Linked DNA regions of Homo sapiens: region 1 is linked to region 2. The links are chromatin contacts, found by Hi-C in ENCODE. All regions are on one chromosome and are shown on one strand. Each heading gives the region's core, a stretch centred on a gene start or an enhancer-like site at or near the end of the contact. The rest is flanking DNA. Distances are from core to core; before and after follow the strand shown.

The links. A loop is a pair of places that touch in the nucleus more often than their neighbours do. Pooled maps may share reads with other maps.
Region 1: a loop to region 2 is called in a pooled map, with 30 times the contacts of the local background. The contact joins the promoter of LRGUK here to the promoter of GCC1 in region 2. A Hi-C loop is called at or near these places in 4 of 50 pooled maps.

What each region holds. Positions count from the first base shown.
Region 1 is chr7:134,126,021-134,128,589 of GRCh38, forward strand. It overlaps LRGUK (leucine rich repeats and guanylate kinase domain containing), which reads left to right and starts at 1,320. Exons shown (of 20, transcript NM_144648.3): 1 at 1,320-1,644. The coding sequence starts at 1,348. RefSeq lists enhancers at 1,173-1,222, 1,333-1,602.
Region 2 is chr7:127,583,611-127,586,848 of GRCh38, forward strand. GCC1 (GRIP and coiled-coil domain containing 1) reads right to left here and starts at 1,986. Exons shown (of 2, transcript NM_024523.6): 1 at 541-1,986. The coding sequence starts at 1,572. All of the region lies in intron 1 of LOC105375490 (a long non-coding RNA gene), which reads right to left. RefSeq lists enhancers at 1-615, 334-1,334, 1,335-2,334, 2,055-2,104.

The DNA.
Region 1 (2,569 bases), core at 70-2,569, 6.5 Mb after region 2:
AAAACGATCGAGATTTGCATTTTTACACTTTCTGCCTGATTCTTCCCTATGTCACTTAGCCGAAGCCAGGCCCTACGAGGGTAAGGGTGGGGAAAATTCCCTTGGAGGAATCTCTACTTATTGGAAAAAGAAATAAGCAAAAAGCAAGATGAGCCTGGCAGAAAGAGATATTTTGCTTGTGGCCTTTACATTTATGACTAGCAAGATAATGAAGGAAGGTAATTCTGAAAGCTTTATGTCAGTTTTAACGGTCCCTCAAGCACTGAGAAAGATAATCGTCAATGGATGGTGTCCATAAGGATTTTTTCTCCTTCTCCCCTGACAGCCATTGACAGGATCATTTTGTATTTGCAACTGCTGTCATTGAAGCGTGCAGAAAAGGCCCTGTAAGGCCAGAAGGATGAGGGCTACTTCCCTGCAAGGATCTCTATTGTCATCACTATGGCAATAATAGTTACTATAATTTTCATTCTGCTTTTCTATAGAGTGTCGACGTTGTGGAGCTTAAGGCTATGGGATTTGGGTCACATAAAATCACACTAGCATAAAATCGTGCTTTGTTATCTTGAAAGAGTATTTTTTTTAACTGCAAAGAGAGCCTGTGCAACAAGATTAAAATAATTGCCAATGCAGGTCACTTGACTAATATAATTATTTATGGGATGCTAATAGCTTTTCAGACGCTTTCAGATACAGTGTCAATTTGACAGCAGTTTTTTCTCTCTCTGTTTGGATTGTAAGACCACTGCCAGTTTTTCTCCCCAAGGACAAGGCTTATCATTGGGGGGTGGGGGTGGGGAATGTAAATTAATTGGAAATCAGCTCTCAGGCGTCGTCTGGTAGTTTCTCTTTATTATCTGCAATTAAATCATAAGGACAGGAACCATGCCTTCTATTTCACTTATATGCACCCTCATCTCCTAGCGTCGCGCTTTGCATAAATTTCAGTGGTACTAGCTTTCCTACAGACTGCTTTAGAGACATTAGACACTTCTAAAGTACGACTCTGCGGAAAGAGCCCTTTGGGAATGAAGCGGCAACGGTGGCGCACCTGCGATCCTATCGTGGGATGACAAAGCTCTAAGAGGGGTCTCAGGGTAGGGAGGAAACAGCTGGAGACAAAGAAAGGGGGTGTAGCGAAAAGAGGTGAAAACAGGAAAGATAAGCGAACAGAACAGACCAAAGAGAGAAAAATAACAGAAGAGACTGAGAAAAAGAAAAGTCAAGTGGAGCGCCCACTGCCCCGCCTGCAGAAGGCGAGTACGCGCGGAGGAGACTACAGGCCCCAGAATCCTCCGCGGTTCCCCTTGCCTGGGGTCAGTCTCCTAGGCAACCCCGCTAAACAAGATGGCGACCTCCGAGAGGGCTCTCCTGAGGACCAGAGCTGCCTCTCTCCTGAGAGGCTTGGGCAGATCCCGAACTGGAGCCCGATCGTTACAGTTTCGCGCAGAAAAAGAGCGTCAGCCTTGCTGGTCTTTTCCCATGGGGCAGAAGACGAAAGGCAGCTCTAACATAGCCTCCTCCTACCTGCTCCAGCAGCTCATGCACCGCTATCAGGAGCTGGACTCGGACGGAGATGAGGACCAGGGCGAGGGCGAGGCGGGATCCGAGGAGTCCTCAGAGTCCGAAATGCTGAATTTGGAGGTGTGTCTTCCCCCCCACCCCGTACTCCCTGGCTCCCTCGTCCAGCCCTGTTACTTCAGCGGCAGCTCCCCGATGCACCCCCACCAGCCCGAAGCTTCCCACACCTTCTCAGGCTCTCTCGCCTCCAGGAACGCCTCTTCCCCCTCTTTTCTTCCCCTGTCTTTTACCCCGTTTTCTCACCCCCTGCCTGAAATAGCTCTAAATAGTTCCTTTCTTTTTTCATTAACACATTTGATTTCTTATGAGTCGAGTTAACACAGCGTCACTTTGTAAGAGTGTCTAGATAATTGTCTGGGAATTATGGCTTTAGCTTTTTCAAAATTATACTTTGACAGTATTGTGAATAGGCAGAGTTCATCTCTGACATTGCCAGCACCTGTTGCCCATGGCTATGACATACTTCCACACTCTTCCTCAGTTCTAGTCCCGTCAGCCTCCCTCCAGGAAAAAAAAAAAAAAAAAAATCCGCTTTTGAAAGTGCTTCTTCAAAGACTAAGTGACTTAAAAGTTGAATACATTACTTCTGTCGGGGGCATATGCCTTATACAAGCAACATGCACACACACCAGAAAAGAGCCTTATAATGTTCGAACAGCCAGCTCATTGTGGGAATATTTTAGGATGTGGGGAATGTTCCCATCATCCCACCCATATTGACTGGGATGGCGGCTTCGCGTTTCACATGACTGCCATTCCCTCCTTTCTACAATATCTCTTCTGACCACCACACAATTCCTCTTCTTTCTTATGCTTATTATGGTCCTTTTCCTTTCTTAGTCCATTGTTGTCTTCTTGTCCTTTTCCACTTCTCATCACATCACTTCTTTTCTCTTGGCTTCTAATAAATTGCTTTCTTTCAAAAGCGTAATTTAATTTGCTTCCTTTCTATTTTGTTTATGTTTTTGAGATGGAGTCTGGCTTTGTC
Region 2 (3,238 bases), core at 736-3,235:
TAAGAAATCATACAGCATTCTTTTCCTTATCCAATATTCCTGGAAGTTCAAAACTGCGCTGGATCTCCCTCTCCACATTGAAAGGAGGCACCCTTTCAATACCTGTTCTGGAAAATAGCACTTCTCCAGAACAGGCACATCTTGAGTAAAGGCAATGACAAGAGGTTACTTCTGAGAAAATCCCCTTTGCCTTCGGCCACTCTTCCTAGAGGCACATACCAACAGAAGACACGCTACCTTTTACTATACAGCTGCCACTATACTGCTTCATAGAGCACAGCTGGTAAGATGCCAATGCCCAGAAGTGCAGAGCTGTCTGGCTTCAACCCAGCCTACACTGAGAAGCTCCACATCCTCCTGGAAGCACATATGTCAACACCGCATAGAACAGGACTTCCCAGGTTCACTAGTGGAACTTCTCAGGTGGCATCAAAAATGACAGTATAGACACTTAGCTCTAACTAGCAAAGGAGGAAAAAAACCCTAATATTTCTCACTTCAGGTCAATGGCTGATGTTTGAAAGAGATATGGATAATTACCTTTCTCATTTCCTGCTGTAACTGAGCCTGGAAATGGCTCTTAAGGCGGGCAGCCTCTTCCTGAAGTTCTTGCAGCCGGGGATCTGGCTGATTCTTCTCATCTCGAATGGCCTGCAGTTCACTTTTCAGCTCCTCCACCTCACGGGTCAGCTGCTTGGTCTGCAGTTCAAATCCTTCCATCTGTTCAGCTGCATATGCTCGTCCTGCCAAGGCTTCTCGGGTCTCTTCTAACCTAAGCTCCAAGTCCTGGCGCTGGGTCCTCTCCTCCTGCAGCAGCTTCTGGAGCTCACGCAGCATCAAGGCATGGTCACTCTGCTCTTGGGCCCGATCATGCTGCTGCGTGATAAGCCGGGCTTTGGTTTCTGCTATTTGCTCCTGCAGCCCCTTCAATTCTCCCTCCAGGCGGGCCCTCTCCTCCTCCGCCTTGTTACTGGCATCCTCTAAGTCCTGTTTCATCTTTTTCTTGTCAGCCAAGTAAGAAGCCTCCATGCGGGACTTCTCCTGAGTGACTGTAGCCAAAGAACTGGTCAAAGTAGCCAACTGAGTCTTCAGCTGGTGCAGTCTTTTGTCCACCTCCCCACCTGCAAATGGCCCATCCCCACTGCTACTGCTAACGCCACTCTCGGACCAACTGGCCTCTTCGGACTTTGGAGGTGGTGGTCCACGGGCCGGTCTGTCATCTTCTACCCCAAACTCACCCTTGGTGCTGGTGAGACTGGCCGCAGTATCCAAGCTAGTGGCGGTCCCAGTGCTATCCTCGCTGTGAGTGGAGCACCGGTCATCCACAGAGTCAGGAAAGGTGAGGCCTGGAAGCTGGACACCTGCGAGGCCCACATCTGCCTCGTGGGATACCGACAGCACCTTGATGCTGGCCTCTAATGCCTCTTTCTCCTTCAGCAGGCTTTTATAGGCACGGACCACATCCTTGAGCCGTGCCTGGTACTGGAGAAGCTGCTTCTTCTGGGTCTCTATAGTCTCCAGCAAGTCCTTCTTGCTCGGGCCGCCCCCGAAATTCATCCCAAACTTCTCCATGGAGGGTCTGAACGGATTGCCCCACGTCAGCTTTCCAGCAGAACGGGAGAGGGCCGTGAAGACGCAGGCGGGGGCTTAAAGAAACAGCGAGCGGGCTGTCCGGCGGCGGGCCGCACACCTACTCCACCTAGTTATCCCGGACCTAATGCGGAACGGCCGGACGGACTGGCGAAAGCGGCCGCCCGGTCCCAGGCCCGGAGGGCTGGGGCGGATTCTACCCCGGAGGCGGGGCGACACTGGCACCAGAGGTGCGCACTGCCAGGGCTCGTTAGCGCTGGCCCAGAAGCCGCTCCGCACTCTCCGCTCGTCTGGGCCACAGCAGCCCGGGCCGGCCCCCTCGGCCCACGTCGGCCAGAGGGTTACGCTGAGCTCGGTCCCATCACGACATCCTAACTAAAGCTGCCTGCCGACAACGGCGCTTCCGTGTCCGCTGGAAGTGACGTCAGCGAGGCGCCGCAGGCTCCGCCCCCAGTGGGCCCAAGGTAGGCGGGGCCAAGTCGGCCGGTGGGTGGGCGCGGCCTGTTGAGAACGCAGTGGGGCCGCGAGCGGCAAAAAACAGGCTTGGGAAAGGCGAAGCCAGCAAAGTCGAAGACACCAGAGTGGCACCGGTTTTGTGAGAGCGCCCAAGCTTGACCTCGGGCTACGCTCAGCGAGCGACAGAGCAACGTCGCACTGCATTCTTACCAAACACCCAGGTGAACGACGCATCCAACGATTTGGGAGCTCAGGACCCATGGTCCCTAAAAGGCAACAATTAAGACTCCCATTTAGACCACGAAAACTGCAGTCCTCTATAGCACAGTGCTTGGTACCTAGTAGGCATACAGCCTAATAGTACCCTTCCTTAGTTCTGCTGAGTTGATTCCACAAATATTTACGGAGGGCACTCTATAGCCATGTCTATCCTGAGTGCCAGCTATATACCAGGAGCTCACAAGAGTTTTGCTATTTAGTCTTTACAGTAATTCTTGTAAGCACTATACTCATTAGCACTATTTTACAGATATGAAAACATGAGGCAGAAAGGTTATACGTAACATGCCCAAGGTCACACAGCTAGTAAGTTTAGGAGTTCTAATCAGTCTGATTCTCAACGTATCACGTGCTGTGCCAGATGGTAACACCATTAAGAGACACGACCTTGCCCTCAGGGAGCTCGCAATCTAGTGAGGAACCAGACATACAAATATGTCCTGCTATCACACCAGTATGTCTGGGTATATTCAAAGTGGTATGAAAGTTAAGAGGAAAGAGGCCTGTCTAGGTGAGGCATGGAAGGCTCTTGGGAATAATACTTTGGGATTTGAAGGATGAGTCGTGATTGTCCACCTAACCAGAGATCAGGGAAACTAGCATTCCAGGCAGGTGGAAAAAAATGCAAAGACCTGTAGGGTATCGGAGTTTGACTCACCCAGAAAGCATTCAGTAGCTTAGGGTATGTGAAGGAGGTGACAACAGAGGGGCTGGCACAATAGGTAGGGACCCAACTTATGGCATTTAAATTTTATCTTGGGTTATAGTAAGGCCCTAATGGATTTTAATCTGAAAAGTGGGATGTCATCAAGACTTGTATGACATGTTGGAGGGAACAAGGGGCAGGAAACCTGTGAGGAGACTTTCAGTCATGGGGAACAGAAGGTAGTGACAACAGAGATGGAAGCAAAGA